3 separate regions of the Homo sapiens genome follow, and all the other regions are linked to region 2. Evidence: chromatin loops called from intact Hi-C (ENCODE). Cell type or tissue: endothelial cell of umbilical vein. All regions are shown on one strand.

The links. Hi-C counts contacts between places; a loop is a spot of excess contacts. Peaks named below come from ENCODE experiments on the same cell type or tissue, not always from the same donor. Only the 100,000 strongest peaks of a DNase experiment are listed, where the experiment ranks them.
Region 1: it touches region 2 in a loop (6-fold over the local background); 14 of 110 quality-filtered maps call a loop at or near these places.
Region 3: a loop joins it to region 2, with 9 times the contacts of the local background. A loop is called at or near these places in 24 of 110 quality-filtered maps.

What each region holds. Positions count from the first base shown.
Region 1 is chr12:116,523,809-116,531,808 of GRCh38, forward strand. No RefSeq gene overlaps it. Among named protein-coding and RNA genes, the nearest start is that of LINC00173, 5.6 kb to the right of the region's middle. RefSeq lists an enhancer at 3,988-5,187. In endothelial cell of umbilical vein, no CTCF peak of the experiment used is centred here; DNase peaks (open chromatin) are centred at 1,803 and 4,383; H3K27ac peaks cover 1,494 bases.
Region 2 is chr12:116,451,359-116,459,358 of GRCh38, forward strand. No RefSeq gene overlaps it. Among named protein-coding and RNA genes, the nearest start is that of MIR4472-2, 27 kb to the left of the region's middle. RefSeq lists enhancers at 3,287-3,825, 5,546-6,045. In endothelial cell of umbilical vein, no CTCF peak of the experiment used is centred here; DNase peaks (open chromatin) are centred at 3,853 and 4,483; H3K4me3 peaks cover 206 bases; H3K27ac peaks cover 2,305 bases.
Region 3 is chr12:116,595,398-116,603,397 of GRCh38, forward strand. No RefSeq gene overlaps it. Among named protein-coding and RNA genes, the nearest start is that of MAP1LC3B2, 40 kb to the left of the region's middle. In endothelial cell of umbilical vein, a CTCF peak has its summit at 4,478 (motif pointing left); DNase peaks (open chromatin) are centred at 4,094 and 4,464; H3K4me3 peaks cover 303 bases; H3K27ac peaks cover 395 bases.

The DNA of each region.
Region 1 (8,000 bases), 72 kb after region 2:
CTTATTTATTATCCACTAAGTAGCAAGATCTAACCCTGGTCTATCTACTACTGTAACTTCCAAGGAGTAAGGAGCACAACAATATTTTGATATATCTGCAGCAATTGATGGTGATACACACACATCTGTGATTTGTATGGGTGCCAAAGTCACAGGTACTGCTGATACCACGGCAGTTTGTCACTTACATTCCTAATAGAAGACAATGTTGCCATTTGATCAGAAGTTAGTGCAAAGCCAGGCACGGTGGCTCATGTCTGTAATCCCAGCACTTTGGGAAGCTGAGATGGGTGGATCACCTGAGGTCAGGACTTCGAGACCAGCCTGGCCAACATGATGAAACCCCATCTCTACTAAAAATACAAAAATTAGCCAGGTGTGGTAGCACGCACCTGTAATCCCAGCTACTTGGGAGGCTGAGGCAGGAGAATCACTTGAACCTGGGAGGTGGAGGTTGCAATGAGCTGAGATCGTGCCATTGCACTCTGGCCTGGGCAAAGAGTGAAACTGTCTCAAAAAAAAAAAAAAAAAAAGAGAAGTTAGTGCAAATAAAGATGTCATTTTTTTCCCGGGTTAAATTTATGGACCCCTGAATTCTACCTGTGCAAGGGTCCGAGGACTTCATGTTAGGGCTCCTGTTCATCGAGTGGCATTTCGCCCCAGTGTGCCCTTCTTACTAGCACCGAGGGCTGCTGAGCATCTCAGTAACCGAGCTGGGAAGGACGCGCCTTGGGTCTTAAATTTTCCATGATTGAGTGAATGGCTGCTCAGTTTTTCCATGTCATTGGGGAGGTTACGGGTATATGTCAAATTCCTGGTGGTGGCATTTGGGAATTGAGCCGTAAATGAAGGCTGGAGGGCAGAGTGGTCAAGGGCATATCACAGAGTCACAGGAGACCTAACTTCACATTCGGAACCCCCTGGCTATTTAGCTGTGTGTCCTTGGGCAGGTTAGGAATGGGTCAGGTCTCAGCTCTGTCACCTGTGCAATGGGGCTGAAGACCCTGCTCCTGGGTTTGCTGTGAGGACTCTGCGAGATAAGAGATGGAACATGTGGATACACCATTGGCATATGATGAGCACTCAACGTAAGGCGACTATTTGGCAACACCCCTTACTTCATTGTTTTATCTAGTACCTCTCTCCAAAGCTCGTGGAGTGCAACAGACAGCATTTGAGTTAGACCTTTGCAGATCGCTGCTGCTTTGTTCTCACTTGCAATCAGCTCACAGCTGGTAGCGTCCCCTCATGGGAGCTCTCAGAAAATTTGTCTCTTGCTCCCCATCCCCGGCCCCAACTTGAGTCATGCCCCAGGAATTTGGGAGAGGGCACCTTCAGCCAGTGGTGTGGCGATTTTTCCTTTCTTTCTCTTTCTCTCTTTTCTTTCTTCCTTCCTTCTCTTTTGTTCTTTTTCTCTCTTTCCTTCCCTTCCTTCCTCCCTCCCTCTTTCTTTCCTTCTTCCTTTTCTTTCTCTCTTTCTTTCTTTTCTTTTTCTTTCTTTCTCCTTCCATCCTTCTCTCTCCTTTCTCCCTTTCTTTTCCTTCCTTCTTTCCCTCCCTTCCTCTCTTTCTTTCCCTCCCTCCCTCAGTCCCTCCCCTCTATCCCTTCCCTCTTTCCCTCCCTCCCTCCCTCTCTTCCTTCCTTCCTTCCTTCTCTCTTTTTCTTTTCTTCTTTTCTCCCTTCCTTTCTTTCACCTTCTTTTTGTAATTGTGCCGAGTTGCTGAGTGAATCATTAAGGGAGCGAATTCCAAGTGCATGAGCGTCTCTGTGTTTCCCGGGACGGGTTTGGGCCAAGACAAACCTCTGTGATGCCAACAGCAGTTGCTTGAACAGTGGAGCTCAGAGCTGGCTTCCCGGCGCCGCTTGCAGGGGCTCTGTTTGAACTTTCTCCTCTCTCTTTCTACCTGGTGATTAAAGGAGCCACATGTAACTTTCTGCTTAGTCCTCTTTCTCCTTCTTTCCCGGTGCACACCCTGGGAAAGGCTCTGCGAAGTCCCACAGTGTTTCTTTAGGAGACTGGGCGGCCCCTTGATTTATGTTCACTTGGCAACGTAAAATTGAAATGGCCTGAGGACGCTGAATAACTGGAAAAGGGAGATGGAGAGGAGGCCTCTGGGTGTCTGATTCCATGTAGCTCATGCCTGGCCCTTCCCCCGTAGACCAGAGCCACGGACCTTGGAGTCCATGGGCAAAAGGAAAAGCAAATGAGGTGGCTGGAGTTGGAAAAAGAAGTCCAAAATTGTTCAGAGAAACTAGCATCATCTGTTTTTTCTGGGAGCCTGACGACTTTGTATTTTTTCCTCCTTCTTCCTTTCTCCTTCTCTGTCTTTTCTCTAGGGATCGCCTACCCATTTTGGATTTAATGCATAACCCATGGGGAAAAAGCAGAAATTTTAATCCCCAATCCGGCCCATGGTAGGGGCTCCATAAATGTTAGTTGAGTTAAATACTTTTTTATAAAAGAAGTTGGGGCCAGGCACGGTGGCTCATGCCTGTAATCCCAGCACTTTGGGAGGCCGAAGCAGGCAGATCACTTGAGGTCAGGAGTTCGACACCAGCCTGGCCAACATGGTGAAACCCCTGCCACAACTAAAAATACAAAAATTAGCCGGGTGTCATGGTGCACACCTGTAATCCCAGCTACATGGAGGCTGAGGTGGGAGGATAGTTTGAACGCAGGAGGCAGAGGTTGCAGTGAGCCAAGATCGTGGCACTGTACTCCAGCCTGGGTAACAGAGCAAGACTCTGTCTCAAATCATAATAATAATAAATAAAAGAAGTTGAAAGTCAACTTTTTTTGTTTGGTTCTGTGAAGTGTCTTGCCTGGGCCTGCAGAACCTGGGCTCATATCCCTCTGAAAGCACGGCTTGCATCCCATATAAACACTTGTGTCTGTTCTCAAATTACATTTTGAGCTATTTGAGGGCAGGGACTCTTCTTCCCTCCTTGACTCTTTCTTTCCACAAATATTTATTGAACACCTACTGTGTGCCATCATTATCTCCCTTCCACTCCACCCTAACTATTAGCATGTCTGTCTTTGAATGTTCGGGTCTCAGTGTTACATGAATAAATAAATGAATGGAAAAATGGAGTTTTAGGTGGGACTCCAGGAAGTGGACCAGGGTCTGAGGTTCTCCTGGAAGGCTTACATGTGGTTAACATCTTAGAATTGGGGCCAGGTGCAGCGGCTCAGGACTGTAATCCCAGTGCTTTGGGAGGTTGAGGCAGGAGGACTGCTTGAGGCAAGGAGTTTCAGACCAGCCTAGGCAACAGAGTGAGACTCTGTCCCTACAAAATTATAAAAATAAAATAAAATGAATTAGCCAGGCATGGTTATGTGTTCCTGTAGTCCCAGCTACTTGGGAGGCTGAGGTGGGAGGATGCCACGAGCCCAGGACTTCAAGGCTGCAGTGAGCTATGATTGTGCCCATGCACTCCAGCCTGTGTGACAAAGCAAGACCCTGTCTCTGGAAAAATAAAAAAAATCTTAGAATTGGGATGGAAGGCAACAGAGAGACAAGCTGGTCTCGGGTAGGAATAAGGACTGATAGTGATCAGTACCAACTTGGCTGCCATTTTGCCTTATGACTGGAAGATGTAACTCTTTGGACTGCGGTTGTTCTATCCCTAAAACGAGAGCAACCTCAAGATTTCTTGCAGATTTAGAGTTCTAGGATTCTCCAGAAACATTTACCCCTAAAACCAATAAAGTCAGATCCTTCCATAAAAGAATTATGACACCACCAGATTCGTCCCCTGCACTTTCTCTTCTTGGACTGTCTCTTCTTAGTCTCCCTTGGAACTGGATTTGTCTTTTCTTGTTCAAGAATCTATACTGGCTCCCAGTTGCCTATCATATCTAATGTGCCTTCCTCTCCTTGGCTTTCAAAAAATACACAGTCTGTGCACAGCCTACAAATCTCTCTGACATGCATCCCAGCACACAGCAGTGGAAATCCTCCATTCCAGCGAGGCTGTTTCCTCTCTGCCCCGACTTCCCTTCAGACCTTTACATGTGGTTCCCTCATGGAGTGCCCCTTCCTGTTCCTTTTATGATATCTCAATCCTCCTGATGTCATAAAGTTTCCAATTGGAGCCAAATTTAAGTTGGTTTTGAATAGAACATCCAAAACAAGGACTTACTCCAGGAAAAAAAAAATTTACTCATATTTCCAGACTCAAAACAAACTCTGTGATTCTCTTGGTTAATTTCCTTCCAGTCTTTTTTCTTTGGAGATCTGAGCAGAATTTTAAAGGAGGAACTCCACAACTTACATAGCCATCACCTTTGGTTGGTTGGACATGGAGGTTGCTTCTAATCTTTCACCGTAATCTACATGTCATGACGAACATCCTGTAACTAAATCTTTTTATATGTCTTTAATTATTTCCTTGGGCTAAATTCCTAACAGGTGAATCATCAGGATTAAAGGCTCTTTGATGATGGGGGTGTAGGGTTGGAGGAAGAGGAACCACGCTGTGATCTAAATCCTTCTGTGAGTCCATGGGGCACACTGAGTGAGAAAGTGACAACCTCCATCTTTTTCTTTGGGAACTGGCCGGTTGAGTGGGTGTCCCAGCACCTTTGCATCCCTGCCTATCATTTTTCTGCCCAACATCAAGTTTCTAAGACTTCTAGAAGGTTCTTCAAAGGCAATAGGTAATGGAAAATGAACAGCCAGCATAGCTTTAGTCAGTGGCAACATTTGCCATGCAGTGGCTGAGGATTCTGGAGCTGAGACTCTGCTGAGTCTGTCCCCTCCATTATCCCCACCCCCAAACACCCCCATCCCCCACTCTTGGGTTGATGGACTATGGCACTTGGACAGACACATGTGATTGACTGTGGTATTAAGAAAATATGTATGACACAATGTTTTTTAGCTTTTTCCAGAGATATTTATATCACACAAATGGCATGTTGGTTTCTTTTTTTTTTTTCCATCTCAACCACTAAGAATGAATAAATCAATTGTCTTAATCAGGCTAATGGAGAGTGCATGGGCTAGAAACATAGGTGGGAGGGGCTCTTCATCTGAGCCTGTTGCTCCATTAGCAGGGGTAGAGGGGCCTGGCAAAGTCCCGTCATTATCTCTGGGCCTCTGTTTCCCTGTCCTTGGGATGGGCATCTGACCACTCATGACTTTGCAGGATAAAGATTGTCAGAAGCATTTGGAGTTCCTTGGAAGAAAGTAGCTGCATGAATTTTTAATCCTCTATTTTCAGCTCTTTGGAGCCGTGTGTAGGAGCAGGGCTGTAAACACAGAGAACTCACCGCTACATTCTAGTTTATAAGGTTTTTGTCTCACACAATCCCACAGACCTGACCTTAAGAACAACTCAAAATGTGGGCGAAAAGCAGTTTGTTGTGGTCGTCGTTATCACATAAAAATTAATGGCTTGGCAAACACAAGGATCATCCTGTCACGCTGAGGTCATGTTTACACCAAGCAAATATATTTCAAGGTTCCTAGAGTTTCAGCAGCACTGCAAGGCAGAATCAACACAATTCCCAAGCAAGACTCAGAATCCGGTGCCAGATTCACCCTGGTTCCAGAGGGAGACATTAGTGAGTATTAATTCTGCAATTAGAATGCCATCCGTTTCCAAATTCCTTATGGCTGAAGCAGGTTTTTTTGTTTTTGAGACAGAGTTTTTGCTCTGTCGCCCAGGCTGGAGTGCAATGGTGCAATCTCGGCTCACTGCAACCTCCATCTCCCGGGTTCAAGTGATTCTCCTGCCTCAGCCTCCTGAGTAGCTGGGACTACAGGTGCCCACCATCACGCCCAGCTAATTTTTGTATTTTTAGTAGAGATGAGATTTCACCATGTTGGCCAGGCTGGTCTTGAACTCTTGACCTCAGGTGATCCACCCACCTTGGATTCCCAAAGTGCTAGGATTACAGGCATGAGCCACAGTGCCCAGCCTGAAGCAGGTTTTTTAGTTCCTAACTTATTGAGGCCTGCTAGTGCCACTGATCAGTGAAAAAAAGAAAAGGAAAATTCATAAGGTCATAGGATCCACACTTGGATCTCATTCATTGCTTATGCATTAATTCACCAAATATTTATTGAAGTGGGCCAGGGCCTGAGATTCTCCCCGAGGCTTACATGTGGTTAACATCTTAGAACTGGGGCTGGGTGCGGTGGCTCAGGCCTGTAATCCCAGTGCTTTGGGAGGTTGAGGCAGGAGGACTGCTTGAGGTTAGGAGTACCAGACCAGTCTGGGCAACATAGTGAGACTCCATCTCTACAAAAAAATTAAAATAAAAATAAATTAACCAAGCATGGTCGTGTGTTCCTGTAGTCCCAGCTACTTGGGAGGCTGAGGGGGGAAGATGTTATGAGCCCCGGAGGTCAAGGCTGCAGTAGCTATGATTGTGTCACTGCACTCCCCAAAGTCTCTACCAGGGACTGTGCTAAGTGCTGGGGACACAGTGGGTGGCAAAAGCAGAATGGTCCCTTCCTAGGGGAAGGCTGTAGTCAGGTCAAGAAGATGGACATTAATCAGTAATTGCAAAAGGAAATGTAAAATTACAACCAAATTCGGAGCTGTGAAAGGAAGGCTGGGGGACAGATCATTGTCAGAGGAGGATCTGAGGTAGCCTTGGGGTACAAGTGGACAGAACCCAGTGGGAGGATGGGAAGGAGGAAGGCACTGCGTAAGCCAAGGTCCATGGTAGGACGGAGGGGCAATTTGGGGATATGAAAGTCCAGAGTAGCAAGAAGGAAGGGGAGAGAAGTATAAGATGGATCTAGTCTATGGCCATATGGACCCTGAACTCACCCCATCTCATCTAAAAGATGGAGCTAGGCACACCCACTGGGATGGCAAACATTATTATTGTTACTATTATTTTGAGACAGAGTGTTGCTCTGTTGCCCAGGCTGGAGTGCAGTGGCACAATCTCGGCTCACTGCAATCTCCATCTCCCAGGGTCAAGCAAATTCTCCTGCCTCAGCCTCCCAAGTAGCTGGGACTACAGGCACACGCTACCACGCCCAGCTAATTTTTGTATTTTTAGTAAAGACGGGGCTTCACCATATTGGTCAAGCTGGTCTCGAACTCCTGACCTCAGGCAATCCACCCCGCTTGGCCTCCCAGAGTGCTGGGATTACAGGCGTGAGCCACTGTGCCCGGCGCAAACTTTTTTTTTTAACAGAAAATAACAAGTGTTGGTTGGCAAGGATGTAAAAAATTGGAGCCCTGGTGCACTGCTGGTGAAAATGTAAAATGGGCAGTCACTGAGGAAAATAGTGTGGCGGTTCTTTGACAAGCTAAACACAGAGTTACTGCAGAACCTAGCAGTTCCATTCCTAAGTATGTACCCCAAACAATTGAAAACAAAGGTTCAGGCCAGGCGCGGTGGCTCACACCTGTAATCCCAGCACTTTGGGAGGCCAAGGCAGGGGAATCAGGAGTTGAGGTCCTGACTGAGGTCAGGAGTTCGAGACCAGCCTGGCCAACGTGACAAAACCCCTTCTCTACCGAAAATACAAAAATTAGCCAGGCGTGATGGCGCACTCCTGTAATCCCAGCTACTCGGGGGGCTGAGGCAGGAGAATCGCTTGAACCCGGGAGGCAGAGGTTGCAGTGAGCCGAGATTGCGCCACTGAATTCCAGCCTGGGGAACAGAGGGAGACTCTGTCTCCAAAACATAAATAGATAGATAGATAAATAAACAAATAAATAAATGCAAATATTCAAATGAAAACTTACCCACAATTGTTCATAGAGCACTATTCACAATAGCCAAAAGGTGGAAACAACCCAAATGACCCCTAGCCAGTGAATGGATCAACAAAATGTGGTCCATCCAGGCAATGGAACAGCACTGAGCCATAAGAAGAAAGGAAGCACTGGCATGCGCTACAGCATGGATGAGCCTTGAACACATGATGCTGAGTGGGAGAAGCAGACACAAAGATTATATATCGTAGGATTCCACTTACATGAAATATCCAGAACAGGCAATCCATAGAGACAGAGAGCAGATT
Region 2 (8,000 bases):
ATTTTTGTATTTTTAGTAGAGACAGGGTTTCACCATGCTGGCCAGGCTGGTCTCAAACTGGTGACCAAGTGATCCACCCGCCTCAGCCTCCCAAAGTGCTGGATGTACAGGTTTGAGCCACTGCACCCAGACCATTTTACATTCTTACTAGCTGGTTTCTCCACATCTTCACCAACACTTATTATGATGTTTAGATTATAGTCATCCTAGTGGGGGTGAAGTGCCGCCACCAGTTTTGTAAATAAAGTTTTATTGGAACACTCACACTCGTTTGTCATTTACATATTGTCTATGGCTGCTTCTTTTTTTTTATTTTGAGACGGAGTCTCGCTGTCTCCCAGGCTGGAGTGCAGTGGCGCGATCTCGGCTCGCTGCAAGCTCCGCCTCCCGGGTTCATGCCATTCTCCTGCCTCAACCTCCCGAGTAGCTGGGGCTACAGGCGCCCGCGTGCATGCCCGGCTAATTTTTTTATATTTTTAGTAGAGACGGGGTTTCACCGTGTTAGCCAGGATGGTCTTGATTTCATGACCTCGTGATCCACCCACCTCGGCCTCCCAAAGTGCTGGGATTACAGGTGTGAGCCACCTCGCCCGGCCTGCTTTTTTTTTTTTTTTTTTTTTGAGACAGAGTCTCGTTCTGTAGCCCAGGCTGGAGTGCAGTGGCACAATCACAGCTCATTGCAACCTCTGCCTCCTGAGTCCCGGTTCAAGCAATTCTCCTGCCTCAGCCTCCTGAATAGCTGAGATTACAGGCACGCGCCGCTATGCCTAATTTTTGTATTTTTAGTAGAGACAGGGTTTCACCATGTTGGCCAGGCAGGTCTTGAACTCCTGACCTTGTAATTCGCCTGCCTCGGCCTCCCAAAGTGCTGGGATTACAGGCATGAGCCACCGTGCCCGGCCTATGGCTACTTTTACAACAGCGGAGTTGAGTAGTTGCTACAAACATGATATGATGTGCAAAACTTAAAATATTTTCTGTGTCACCCTTTACAAAAAAGTTTACTGATCCCTGATTTAGACTAATCCTTTTATTTTTAATTAGAGGAAATTAAGCCTGAGAAATATTGTATCTCTATGTCGAGGCAAATGGCTAGGACTGGAGTTTTTTTGCGTGTTTTTTGACATGGGGTCTTGCTTTGTTGCCCAGGCTGGAGTGCAGTGATGTTATCGTGGCTCACTGTAGCCTTCGCCTCCCTAGCTCAAGAGATCCTCCCACCTTAGCTTCCAGAATATCTAGGACCACAGCTGCACACCACCATGCTCAGCTGGTTTTTAATTTTTTAAATTAAAATTATTTTAATTTATTTTTTGGTAGAGATGGAGTCTTACTATGTTGCTCAGGCTGGTCTTGAACTCCTGGTCTCAAGCTATCCTCCTGCCTTGGCCTCTTAAAATGCTGGAACTAGAGGTGTAAGCCACCATGCCTGGCCTAGGACTGGAATCTTTCTGGGACTCGGTTCTGACATCCATGAAGTGGGATACAATGCCCACCTTATAGAGCCAGGCCCAGTGGCTCACATCTGTAATCTCAGCACTTTCGGAGGTCAAAACGAACAGATCACTTGAGGTCAGGAGTTTGAGACCAGCCCGGCCAACAAGGTGAAACCCTGTCTCTACTAAAAATTGAAGAATTAGCAGGGCATGGTGGCGGGCGCCTGTAATCCCAGCTACTCAGGAGGCTGAGGCATGAGAATCGCCTGAAACCGGGAGGTGGAGGTTGCAGTGAGCTGAGATCGTGCCACTGCACTCCAGCCTGGGTGACAGAGTGAAACTTGGTCTCAAAACAAAGCAACCAACCAACCACCTTATAGGATGTGGTGAGACTTGTAAAGCAAGGGCAGTCAAGTGCTTGGCCCAGGAATAAATAGACATTAAACCCAGCACTTCTCTAGAATCTGAGATGCCTGGCTCCTGATCTAATGGCCTGCACATCCCCTAATTTCTCATCCAGATGCTTTTTCTGTCACCCAGCTGGCTCTAGCTGAGTTACTGGTGTTCCTACTGAGTCTTCCTTACTCTGATCTGAAAGCCTAAGATATGCATCTTACATAAAAATTAGAATCATGGGGCAGCGTGGCTCATGCCTGTAAGCCCAGCACTTTGAGAGGCCGAGGCGGGCGAATCACAAGGTCAGGAGTTCAAGACCAGTATGGCCAACATTGTGAAATCCCATCTCTACTAAAAATACAAAAATTAGCCGGGCATGGTGATATGCATCTGTAATCCTAGCTACTTGGGAGGCTGAGGCAGGAGAATCACTTGAACCATGGAGGTGGAGGTTGCAGTGAGCCGAAATCATGCCACTGCCCTCCAGCCTGGGTGGCAGAGCGAGATTCTGTCTCAAAAAAAAAAAAAGATTCAAAAAAGATTCACGCATCTGGACATATCACTCAGCATGCAGACTGGAGTCCTCTCTTCTCTCCCACATCCTGGCGTCTCTTCTGTCCTCTGGCACACCATCACTGTTGGCCAGCAAGCTGGGTCTCTCATCTCTTCAGCCTTGTCTCCATCCTAGCTCTGTGTCTCTGGGTCAGTACCAATTATCCATACACACATTCATGCATCCCAGGACAAGGCCAAGCTTCTGTCGGGAACACGGACTCCATTTGAAGTCAGGCAGGTAGGGTGGGGATCTGGCCCTTATACCTGGCTGTGGAACCTTGAGTGTGTTACTCAACCCCTCTTGGCCTCAGTTTCTTTATCTGTAAAGCATGGACAGCCATGTTTACCTGTCAGGGCCACCCTGAGTATGAAATGAACTAACAAATGGGAAGCCAGCATGGTTTAATGAACGTGTTCTCCAGGAAGTAGGGGTCAAAAAACAACCCTCTCTATATATTGCAGCAGTGTAAAGAGCCTTATATGCATTCTTCCCATGTTACAGTGGGGACAGGGGCTCAGAGATGTGAAGTGAGCTTCCCAAGGTCACACAGCAAGTGAGCGGAAGGGCTCTGCGCCTAACTTCCCGTACCACCTCAGGCCAGCTCCTTCTCTACTTGGGGCCTCCGTGTCCCCATCATTGTTCAGATGATCTAGAAGCTCTCGTTCTATTCTTTTTCTTTTTTTTTTTTTTCAGACAGAGTCTCACTCTTGTTGCCCAGGCTGGAGTGCAGTGGTGCGGTCTTGGAACATGGGAGGCAACCTTAGCCTCCCAGGTTCAAGCAATTCTCATGCCTCAGCCTCCCAAATGGCTGGGATTATAGGCACTTGCCACCACGCCTGGCTAATTTTTGTATTTTTAGTAAAGACGGGGTTTCACCATGTTGGCCAGGCTGGTCTTGAACTCCTGACCTCAGGTGATCTGCTGCCTCAGACTCCCAAAGTGCTGGGATTACAGGTGTGAGCCAACATGCCTGGCCTCTCGTTCTCTTCTATATCCAGAGTCCTAACTCCCTCATGGTTCATCTCCTGGGAGGGGCGGGGACGGCTTACCCACCTGTCCTTCACCTGGCCTCCTGACCCACAGGCAGTGCCCCCACATCTGTCCCCAAGGCTTCTCTCCCCTCCCTTCCCTCTCTCCTTCCTGCTGCTTAAGAGCATTATTTGCTTCTTGCAAAATGGCCTTATGCTGGGGAGAGCCCCCTCTGCGTCCTACAGGTATTTCTGCTCTTGGCTGACTTGTTTTCACAGTGCCGATCTGACAGTTCTGCAATGGAAATGAGGGTTTTCTGGCATGGTTGTGGCAGGGTGCGGAAGCTTTACTCAGCTCAGACTCATGACAACGATGATTCCTCATAATAAGCCCTCTCATCTGAGTCAGCTACCCAGGAATTCTATAAAATACGTGGGAAGAGGCCCCTGGTGGGAACTTAGATCCCGACGGTCACTCTTCCTGGTGTGGCTGGTCCTGCCTTAGTTACTGCCACCTCCCTCTGCCCTTCACAGCCAATTCCTACTTCTCCTTCAAGTCTGGTCTAAAATGTCACCTCCTTAGAGAGGCCCTCCCAGATTGCTCATGTAAATAGCCTCTTCCCTCCATTCTCATCCTAGCTTCCTGTTTGCTTCCTTCAGCAGACTTAACCCAAATTACAATTTTACACATTCATGTTATTTGCGGGCTGTTAAGTATTAAAGATTCTGAAAGGGGTGGGGCTGGCGTCACGTTTTTCATTGATCCCTGCCCCAGCTCTGTCAGTGTCTAGCACACAGTAGGTACTCCATGCATTTTCGGTGAATGAATAAAAACATTGTTTGGAGCAGTGAGGGAGGCCCGGGGAAGCTGCTTTTTGGCAGTGAGAACACGCGGAGCTGGAGATCCTCCTGCAGGGAGCTGACTTCATCCTTCTTGTTCCCGTCCCAAACCTTGTCCAGAGGCTACAGGGAGGGAACTGTATGTACAACTATCTTTGCAGCTTTTCAGACTTCCGAACAAGCTGCCTTCCCAAGAAAACACATTACCCAGAGGCTTTTTCTCCCCTCCTGCTCAGACAGGCAGTGGCCCAAGGAACGGCGTTTTGTTTATGATAATAAAGTGGGACCCATGGCAACGCATTGTGATGTCATGGCAGTGTGAGATCATAAATCCTTCCAGGGGAAGAATGAAGCGCAGCGGACACAGTGGCTTCTCAGCCTCCCCTGGCCCAACTGAGGCTGTTGCTAGATATGTTTTTCCTGTATCAGGTGGTTCATTTCTTTTTTTCTTTTTCTTTTTGCCTCTTGATCTTTTTTTTCTTTTGTCCCTAAAGAAAAAAAATTAAAATAAATAAATAAAAGTTTTAAAAAAACTCTGAGTGGAAAGATTTGTCCCAGGAATTTCCTGCTGGCTAATGTCCAGTTCGCAGAGAATGCCAGCAATAATGGGAACAATGCTCACTCGTCCCGGACCTGTGATGAGAAAACTTTCCCAATTCCCCAGTTCCGTGGCTGAAATATGGCAAAGCCTTGGAGAGTTACTGGGCAGCGGACCATGGAGTTTGCAAGGAAAGATGTCCCTTGCTCACACTCTTAGTCTGCCCGTCCACCGTCAACCTTTCTCTCTCTTTTGCTCCTTCTCCATTTCTGTTTCTTCTTGCCACTCTCAATCTGTCTGGCTCTCTCTTACGTGGGTTTTCCGTTGTTTCTCCACCACTCTCCGTTTGTCCCTCTCCAGCTTCGTCTCGATCTCTCTTTCTCAGTCTCAGTCTGTGTTTTTCTTTCTCCACATTTCATTCTCCTGCTGAGTCTGTCTGTCCCTCCCAGGCTCTGTCCTGGTGGTCCTCACTGGTTTTGACTCGCTGTTTCTCTCTTTCCCCACTCACTTTCCTCCTCCCTTCCCTCTGTGCTTATGTTACTGAAGGAAATCACATTTGGAACTCTGAGGACTGAAGAAGGGCAAAGCTGCCCCTGGGGTTTTGTGATCTGCAAGCTGAGTGGCGACGGGTCCCTATTTCCAGGGTGGGTGTTCCGCGAGGCAAACCAGACCCCGACGCAGGATATCTACCCCCATTCAAGGAATATGTTGAGCCTGTGATACAGGAGCTGGAGAGAAGGTCACTGGCCAGTCTGCCAGGGCCTGTAGACTTTCCAGCACTTCTCCCTGCCAGCCCCACCCATGCCTTCTCTGCTACCATCCTCCCCACCCTCAGCACACACTGCAGATGGGGAGGAGAGGCGCTCACTTGGCGGGAGGAGGGAAGGGAGGGGAGTAGGCTCTTCCAATCTTTGGCCACCCCAGGGCCCTTGTTCTGCCTGGAGCCTCCTTTTGACAACCCATATTCTGTTCCGCAACAGCCCCCATACTTAATCTAAATCTGGGTTTTTCAGCCTCAGTCCTATTGACATTCAGTGCTGGATGATTATTTGCTGTGGGGGACTGTCCTGTGTTGTAAGATGTTTAGTGGCATCTCTGGCCTCTATTAGATGCCACCACGAACAACTCCCCTCGCATGGTCACAGCAAAAATGACTCCAGACCAAATGTCCTGTGGGGGTAGCGATGGGGGGTGGGGTTAAAACCACCCCTGGCTGAGAACCACTGGTCTAAACCATCTCTGCTCCTGCTCCTTCCATCCACATTCCTCCCTGTTACTCTCATTTTCTCTCTTGCTAAAACCCTCCATGGCTCCCTATTATTATTAGTAGTAGTAGTAGTAGCAGTACCATGAATATCATAGCAAACACCTATATAGGGCTTTCTGTGTGCCAGGGATTTGGCCATGTGCTTTGTGTATATATTAACTAATTTCCTAGCCCCTATCTCACGGGGCTGTTGTGAGGTTGATCATGAGAAAGCAACATAGCACCTAGCCCAGTGCTAAGAGGTTGTTATTACTACGAGTCTGTGGGTCTTAGTGTCCCTAAGCCACACCCTGTCATGCCACTATGCTTTTGCACCTACCTTTCCCACTGCCTGGACCTACTTTGCCCCCTTTCTCCACTTGGTGCCCTTCTCCCCCACTGGGACCTGCTTCCCATCTGAGTGGCTCTCCCAAGACTTTCCTCTGGGCCTAGAGCACCCTGGGCCCCTCCACTGGAGGCTCCTATCTCCAGTTCAGCAGACTGACCAGGAGCTGGAGGTGGTACAGGGGCGATGGTTTATTCAGGGGTACTGGGTCTGGAGGTTCTTCTTGTTCTTTCTTTTTTTTTTTTTGATACAGTGTCTTACTCTGTTGCCTGTCGCCTAGGCTGGAGTGCAGTGGCATGATCTCAGCTCACTGCAACCTCCATCTCCTGGGTTCAAGGGATTCTCCTGCCTCAGCCTCCCAAGTAGCTGGGACTACAGGCGCCTGCCGCCAGCCCAGCTAATTTTTGTATTTTTAGTAGAGGTGGGGTTTCACCATGTTAGCCAGGCTGGTCTCGAACTGCTGACCTAAAGTGATCTAATAATAATAATATGGAGTCATGGAGGGTTTTAGCAAGAAAGAAAATGAGAGTAACAGGAGGAACGTGGATGGAAGGAATAGGAGCAGAGATGGTTTAGACCAGTGGTTCTCAGCCAGGGGTGGTTTTAACCCCCATCCCCCACAGCTACCCCTGCAGGACATTTGGCCACACCTGCAGTCATTTTTGTGTAGGTCTGAGGTTGAAAAACCCAGGTTTAGATTAAGTATTGGGGCTGCTGCAGAACAGAATCCGGCCTGGGTCTGCAGGTTATAATGAATAAGGGCGAGTACCTTTGGTGGGAAACCTAAGAATGATGAGGGCAGAAATAAGCATCAAAGTCCCACCATACCCTCCATCCCCCCAGCCCCCCCACCCCCCATACCCCCATCCCCACCTCGGTCTCAGGGCTACACCTATCCTCTATACTGTCTCCCTGGTGCCATGTGACCCAAACCCGGCCAATGAGATGAAGCCACGCCCCTGGTCACAGTCAATGGCTTGTGGCTGTGCACGTGACTTCACTTGGTCCAGTGACATTTTTGGACACGAGGTGGGGTTAAAGGTGAACCTGGGTGCGGCTCCCTGCAGTGGTCCTGTCGGGAATCAATGTCAAGAAAGCTGGGACTGAGATGGAGCTGGAGGCTGGAGGCCGCTATTTGAGGCCTGTGGGCAGGCGGTGCCGGAAGTTCTGCCTTGGGCTCCCCACCTCCGGGGCCCTGAGTCCGTCTGTTTCCCTGAAGCTGTTGGGAGTTGGTTTTCTTCCTTCTCCCTCAGTCACGCCCCCGACTCCCATGCTGGTGCCTTGTGCCCCTTGGTCTTCCCACCCTGCCTTTCGAAACCCTCCTTTCTGTGGAGCCCTGGGTTCTTCCCATCTCAGACATGAATCCTCCAGAATTAATGAGAACCCCTGGGGCCCCCGCTTAGCCCTGCACACTGGGTTTGCAGACCTCCCTCCCCAAGCTCGAGGTGATGCCACAGGAACTGAAAACGCATCGACGGGCCCCCAGGGAGGAGGAGGGGACTGCCCAGTGGCTCTCACTTTAGGGTCTGTCTGCTTAGGGCCAGATCTAGACACGCAGACCTCCCGCAGAGCAACTGGAAAGCCCGATGTGGGGGCGAGCTCGGGGAGCCCACATCTGCACGTGTCCTTGTACAGGGTGCCCCAAGTTCTACCACAGCCCCAATGCCTCTTTGCACA
Region 3 (8,000 bases), 140 kb after region 2:
CCCTAACCCTGGCCAAATATGTTGCAATTCCTGCTAAAGGTTCCAACAGTGGTTGTCCAGGAATCCTGAGCCCACATTCCGAGTCCCATCTCCAGACTCTCCTTGCATGCCCTCCACATGCCACTGGCCCCTGGAGGAACCACCCTGCAGAGAGACCACAGAACTGCTCTAGGCTTAGCCTCACAGTAAAACAAGACCAGGTACAAGCATGTGGTAGGTACTCTGTAGTTGTTTGCTGAATGAATGAGTGAATGATTGGAGGGGTGGAGAGGTGGATGGGTGGATGGATGGATAGGTGGATGGATGGATGGATGGATGGATGGATGGATGGATGGATGGATGGATGTGTGGGAGGATGGTTGGATGGGTAGATGGACAAATGGATGAAAAGGAAAATAAGTGAATGGGTAGGAGGATAGGTGGCTGGGTGGGTGGATGGATGGATGGATGGATGGATGGATGGATGGATGGATGAAGGGATGGAAGGGATGGATGGATGGTTGAATAGGTAAATGGGTGGATGGGTAGATGGCTGAGAGGGTAGATGGATGGAAGAGTGGATGGATAGATGGATGGACAGATGAATGGATGGATGCATGTATGCATGGATGGATGGATTGGTGGGGAGATGGATGGATGGATGAATGGTCTTACTGATCATGAGCCTTTTGCATTTCAGGATGAGCTTCAGAACTGAGAGACAATGTAGCATAGGGATGAACGTGCTGGAGTTAGACAGATCTGAGACTGCAAATTAAATTAAAGTGGTATCTAGTTTGTAGGGTAGTCGAAAGATGATGTGTGCACCAAGCACAGCACCTGACCAGGGAGGGGCTGGTGACTGTTTTCATGGACAAGGGTGAAGCCTGTTGTAATCTAAAAGATACTGGGAAAATAGCTTTCTGCTGAAAATGTCTTTAGCCCAACCTTATTCCCTGCAGGTAAAAAAATTTCTACCATCAGAAATGCAGATCTTCAAGAGTCATACAAATGGCCAATAATGTGGAAAAGATTCAAAGTTACTAATAATCAAATAAATGCAAATTTAAATAAATAGATACCAAATTAGCAAAGTTTTTTTTTAATTAAAAAATTCACTTAGTTTGCAAAGTGTTCAGAAAGGAAGACCCCAATATAGTATTTATAGGAATATTAATTGGTATAACCTTTCTCAATAGCAATTTGGAAATTCGTACCAAGAGTCTCAAGCCATACCCTTTGACCCATTAAACCTACTTTTAGGAAGTTTTTCTAAAGAAATAATCAGAGAGATAATCAAATGTCTAGGTGCAAGGAAATTTATTGCAGTGCTATTTATATTAGCAAAAAGAAAAGGGGAAGGGGATGGCCCTTCTCTGTTCAACTGACTTATGATCAAGACAGCATCCATCAATATATCCATCCATCCATTCAATCATTCATTAATTCATTCAGCAAATAGTTATTGAGTACCTACCATATGCTTGGCCCTATGAGGGATTTCCAATTCAGTGATTAGATAATTTATAATATACCTATATAACGGATTATTATCCAGACAATAAAATGAATTTTCCCAAAATATTAAATAAATTATTTGTTTATTTATTTTTATTTTTATTTTTTGAGATGGAGTCTCACTCTGTCACCCAGGCTGGAGTGCAGTGGAGTGATCTCAGCTCACAGCAACCTCTGCCTCCCGGGTCCAAGTGATTCTTCCACCTCAGCCTCCCGAGTAGCTGGGATTACAGGCGTGTGCTGCCACATTTGTCTAATATTTGCATTTTCAGTATAGATATGGTTTTAGCATGTTGGCCAGGCTGGTCTCAAACTCCTGACCTCAAGTGATCCACCTGCCTTGGCCTCCCAAAGTGCTGGGGTTACAAGCATAAGCCACCACACCTGGCCTTAAACAATTTTTTTAAATGCTTAAAATGTAATGTTGAAAACAAATACAGGCGGGATGCAGTGGCTCATGCCCTTTGGGAGTGAGCCACCAGCACCCAGCACTTTGGGAGGACAAGGTGGGCAGATCACCTGAGGTCAGGAGCTCGAGACCAGCCTGGGCAACATGGTGAAACCCCGTCTCTAATAAAAATACAAAAAATTAGCTGAGTGTGGTGGCAGGCGCCAGTAATCCTAGCTACTTGGGAGGCTGAGGCAGGACAATTGCTTGGACCCAGGAGTCAGAGGTTGCAGTGAGCCAAGATCGCACCTGTGTACTCTAGCCTGGGTGACAGAGTGAGACTCTGTCTCAAAAAAAAGAAGAAATACAATATGAAATTTTATATATTAGATGGTCTTATCATTTTAAATGTATATACATACATACACACACACAGGAAAAAACACATGGTGATAAGTTTCAGTGACTTAATTCTTCCTTTATTTTTCTGTATTAATGAAGTTTTTTACACTGAGCACATCCAGAAAACAAAGTTATCAGAGTTATTTTTTCTGGGTTGTTTGAAAGTTTTTACAATGAACATGAATTATATAATTAGAAAAGAATAAAGCTATTGTCACTGAGAATAAACTAAAACCAAGAAAATCAATTAAACCTTCAGGTTGGTTCATACATTCTTTTATACCTATTATGTACCAGGCAGTGTGCTGGAGATGACAAAGATACAGGCTCCCATCTCTAGACATTCATGCTAATAGGTAATTGTCCTAAGTTCTATGAGTGTATATGTGGTGCTGTATGAGCACAGAAGAAAGAATTTTTGCCTGGGTTTATGGAGGGCAGGGGACAGGAATGAGGTCTCTGAATCAGTGGCACTGGAGAGGGTTTTGAAGGCAGAGAGGTAAGGACATGGAATATAGGCAAGGACTTGGGTCTCATCATGGAACAGTGAGAGAGGCAGGGTCTCCAGGGATTCCTGAACGTAATCCCATGAAGTTCTGGAATCACCGAGGTCTGAGAACCAGATGCAGCCCACAGACCTGTTTTGTCTGACCTGCATTGTTTTACAGCTTGGACCATGTCTCATAAAACTCCAGATTCCTGGCTTCTTAAACATCTGGCAATACTGTCCCAATTCCTTCCAGGCCATGAGCAGCTGGGACTGAGAGGCAACCACGCCCTCGGACCCATCCCCCACTTCACTCCCTTATCTTATGTCTGACTCTATAGGCATTCAGTTAATGATTCCTGACCTCCCCCAGCCCACCACCCTTGTACAGATAAGGAAATTGAAACCCAGGGAGATACGCATCTCGTTCAATGGCACCACTGCATTGTGACTGAGCCAGGAGTCTTTACCCCAAACCAAGCCAGACTCAAAGCCGCTGCTTCTTCCTTTATGTGGTCCCAGTTAAACTCCTGGCCTTGGCTCTCTGGGTAAAGAGAAAACATAATCCTAACCATCTTCATGACTGATTGGCAATATTTTCACTGTGACTTTTCCTCCAGAGACATGTAAAGATATCACCGTGAGTTTGTAAGATAATCTTTCCTTTAGAGTTCTGCTGTTCCTTGTCATTTTGCCCGTGAGGATGGCCTGTTGGCCGCACGGGGACGACAGTCAAGAGAGAACCGTGACCTTGTTTGCATTGCGTTGCTGATACACACGAGTCTTTGAAACAGGCCATCCATGAGCCTCACAACCTCCTGGCATAGCAGGTATTAATTACTGTTCACCACTTATTGGAGGAGGAAACGGACGTTCCAAGATATTAAATGGCTTGTTCAAGGTCACACAGCTCATGAACGACTGGTTCCAAAGCTCCCTGCCCTCTCCACCGCGCCTGGCCGCTCAGAGCCCATGATGAAGTGATTTGGGTAGAGCGAGGTCAGGCCACATCTGTTAACCAAGTAGCCAGTCCTGGGCTTAAAAATTATTTGTTTCCAACTCTTTTTCTCTTTTCCGTCCCCGTATTGACAGGAACAGCTGTCTTCTTTTTAAAAGGGCTACTTCCATCTCTTTCATTTTATTGTTTCCACGTCTTTGATTGTTTTGGAACAAGTCCGATGGTGGAGACGGAACAGGGAGATCACGAAGACAGCCTCTCCTTTAAAAAATGACCATGATCTCACGCCTCCTCCCAACCCAGTGGAAACTGGAGCACCGCTCAAGGAGACGCTGCTGTCACAGGATCCTGCTTACGGGCACGAAAGCTGGGAAATTTCAGAGCCAATCTGGGCCAGGGGAGGCTGGAGCTCGTGAGCTGGGCTGGAAATGATTCTTCCAGACTGCAGAGAAGACAGTGGCCTGCCCGCCGGCCGGCCTGCCTGCCCTCCCCGAGGCCAACAGGAAATCCCAGAATTTATAGATGACCCCGTTACAAGGCAAGTGTTTTGGAACAAATTGTTCTTCTTTTAAAGCCTTGTTTTCCACTAGTTTTTCTTTCTGGAGTCCAACCGCAACCCCCACGCCCCCCACCCCGCCCCACCCACCCACCCTTTCCACCTTCCCGGTGTCCTTGTTAAACCGGGGCCATGGCGCCACCTGCTGCCTGTCGTGGGCAGCGGGACTCTGCCGGGATCCGGTCTTGGGTCCTCCCCCCACCTCCCTTGTCCCAAAATGGGTGGGAGAGTGACTTTCTGGCTCCTGTCCCGAGGAGGGTTTGTATAAAGATCACGTATCAAGCCTCAAGAGAACTGCTTCCGTAGTTACGTGACCTAAAGACTCATGGCAAACTCTTCCCCCGTCACTTGTCCTCCAGGAGAGCCAGAGCTGGCTGGCAGAAAAGGCAAGTCAGATGGCATCACCATCCAAGGCCAGGTCTCCACTCCCTGAAAACCAAGTATGCCAGCTTTGAACAACCATGTCAACCCAATGAGCCTTGATTTCTTCAGTACCCTCTGTAGCCAATTTGCTAGGTGGTATGGAAAATGGATATGCGTGTGCCTGGCCCATGGAAGGGGCTTAATCAACGTCTGCATCCTTTCTCTCCTATTTGGAATATTCCTTATTGGGAAGGAATAGCTTGGAGGGTCTTAGAGGTGAAGGCCAGACCTCAGAAAACTGGTATATTTATCTCCTTATAAGAATGTAAGCTTCAGCACTTTGGGAGGCCAAGGCGGGCAGATCATCTGAGGTCAGGAGTTTGAGACCAGCCTGGCCAACATGGAAAAACTCCATCTCTACTAAAAATACAAAAATTAGCCAGGCATGGTGGTGCACACCTGTAATCCCAGCTACTCGGGAGGCTGAGGCAGGAGAATCGCTTGAACCAGGAGGTGGAGATGGTAGTGAGCCGTGTACCACTGCACTCTAGCCTGGTCAACAGAGCAAGATTCTCTGTCTCAAAAAAAAGAGTAAGCTTCAAGAGGGTAGGCCACCCCAGTGCAGATAACAAGCCTCAGCAAAGCAGTAAAGGAGCACAGGCTTGAAGTCCTTACACCCCAGCACCCGCTCAGGAGCTAAGTGACCTTGGGCAAGCTCAGTGTCCTTACTTGTGTCTGGGGATAGTAATAGTAATCATACCTCAAAGGGTGGCTGTCGCGCATTGAAATGAGAGAGGGCACGTAAATAATTTAGCAATGGGACTTGTAGGTAGAAAGTGTAGGATTGTAGAGACAACTCTAGCTATAATCATTATTATGAGATGACCACAGTGTCTGACATATAAGCATTTAATGAATATCTGAAAAACAAATGAATGAAAACCTCATAGAAAATAGGTCAGAAGACTTTGCTTAGTTCCATTTCAGCCACCAACTTGCTATGAGACATGAAATACCCCTGTGCCTGCTCTTCCCCATCCAGAAACCTTTCTTTATTGAGGATAAGACTCTCTGATCGGCACCTCAGTTTTCCCACCTGTCAAATGGGCACGACATTCATCTTACCTGTTGCTCAGAGATATGGAGGGGATCTGTTGAGGCATGTATGTGAAGCTGCTTTGAAAAGTTTAAAGAGTAGGCTGGGCATGGTGGGCTCATGCCTGTAATCCGGAACTTGGGAGGACAAAGTGGGAGGATCGCTTGAGTCCAGGAGTTTTAGACCAGCCTGGGCAACATAGTGAGATCTCTCTCTACATAGAAAAATACTTTTTTAAAAATAAAATTTAAAAATAAAGAGTAAAGGAAGGAAGGGAGTCTTTATTTTCTTTTAGGGTGGTTCCATGTGTCTGGTGGCTTTGCCCTTCCCTGAACGGGTGCCTGGGGCTCTCTGGAACAAATGGTGTCCCTCCTGACACCAAGTGGTAGTCATATCTGAGCCCCAACTCACTGGCAGCAACATCTGGTGAGTCTGACAATACAAACCCTAGGCAAATTAACTCCTTCACTACTGGCACAAGTTGAGCACACTCCAAGAGTGGGTTTCCTCTCTAGAAAAGCTCTTTTTCCAACCCAAAGGGCATAGGAAAGTGCATGGTGGGTCTCAGGCATGGTGACTAATTGGGGTGACTCACAGCTAGAGGGAGGTGGATCAGGAAGCAAGACTCAGGCCAACTTAGGCACTGTAGAGAGGTGTTTCAATCCAGTTCAGTGGGCCCTGGGGAGCCATAGAGGAGTCATAAGCAGGGGAGAAAGATATCCAGAAAGAGACTTCAGGCAACACCATGAGGGGTAACTGACAGCTAGGACTACAAAGCTCATCCTGTGCCATGCGGCCTAGAGTTAGGGTGACCAACTCTCCTGGTTTGTCTGAGACAAAGGGAGCATCTGGGACATAGGATCTTCAGTTTTAAAACAATGAAGTCCCAGGGTGACTTGGTCACCCTGTTCCAGTGTGAATAGCATCTCCTGGAGTTGTGCAATATAGTGACGTTGGCTCTGTAATCCATACTTCCCCGCCCCCCAACCTCCTCTCTCGCCCTCAAAAATACCGCTCTCCTTTGTCCCATTTCCTCTCAATTCTATTCTGCTGAGCTACAACTAGTTTAGCGGATTAACACATTGGAATGGATTGCATGCTTATCCCTTCCAGGTAATATTGTGCATTTAAACAAAGGTCTCCTGCAGATGATGTTTTAACCCAATGGAGTGACTCTGACAGTTAAACATTTAGCTCATGAGAGATGAGGAAGATTTGAGGGGTCAGTGGGGGAGTTTCCATGTCACCCACATCACATCCTGTCAGCAACTGTCTATTTTACCTTGCATGGAGTGGGCGCTGTCTTCCTGGATCTCAGCTCACCAGCCTGCCCTGCCAAGCAAACCTGCAGGAGCCTGAGCTGCTTAAATATTCTGTAAATAATGCTGACTCCAGAACTTTGAAGATAGACTCACAGAATCACAGCAATAGGATCACAGAATGTCAGAGGAGAAACAGATGCTAGACATCATACAGTCCAGGGTCAGAAAATACACTGCACTCACATTGCCTCTTCCCCCTGCTGTGCCCATGGCAGACATCACTAATCAATCATGACATTGTCTAGCTGAGCTTGTTTGGAGCCTTAGAATACTTTGAGGCATTCAGGGAAGCAGCTATCCATGATCTTGGATCTACTAATTGTAGCTAAGGTTTATTGAATACACTTACAACATTCTTTTTCCCACATCCTTTTTCATTATCATCACCTAAGTCACCGACTGTTTGCCAGGCACTTTATATCAGGATTTCTCAACTTCAGCATCACTGATTTTTTTTCTTTTCTTTTTTGAGATGGAGTCTCGTTCTGTTGCCCAGACTGGAGTGCAGTGGCACAATCTCGGCTCACTGCAACCTCCACCTCCCGGGTTCAAGCAATTCTCCTGTCTCAGCCTCCAGAGTAGCTGGGATTGCAGGTGTCCATCACTACAACCAGCTAATTTTTGTATTTTTGTAGAGACAGGGTTTTGCCATGTTGGCCAGGCTGGTCCTGAACTCCTGACCTCAAGTGATCTGCCCACCTTGGCCTCCCAAAGTGCTGGGATTACAGGCATGAGCCACTGCTCCTGGCCATCATCATTGGTATTTGGGCTGGATGATTCTTGGTGTTGGGAGGCTGCCCTGTAGGATGTTTAGCAGCATCCTTGGCCTCTATCCACAAAATGCCAGTAGCACCCCCTCCCCCTAAGCTGTAACAACAAGCACTGTCTCCAGACATCACCAAATATCCCCTTGGGTGTAGGAGTAGAGAGG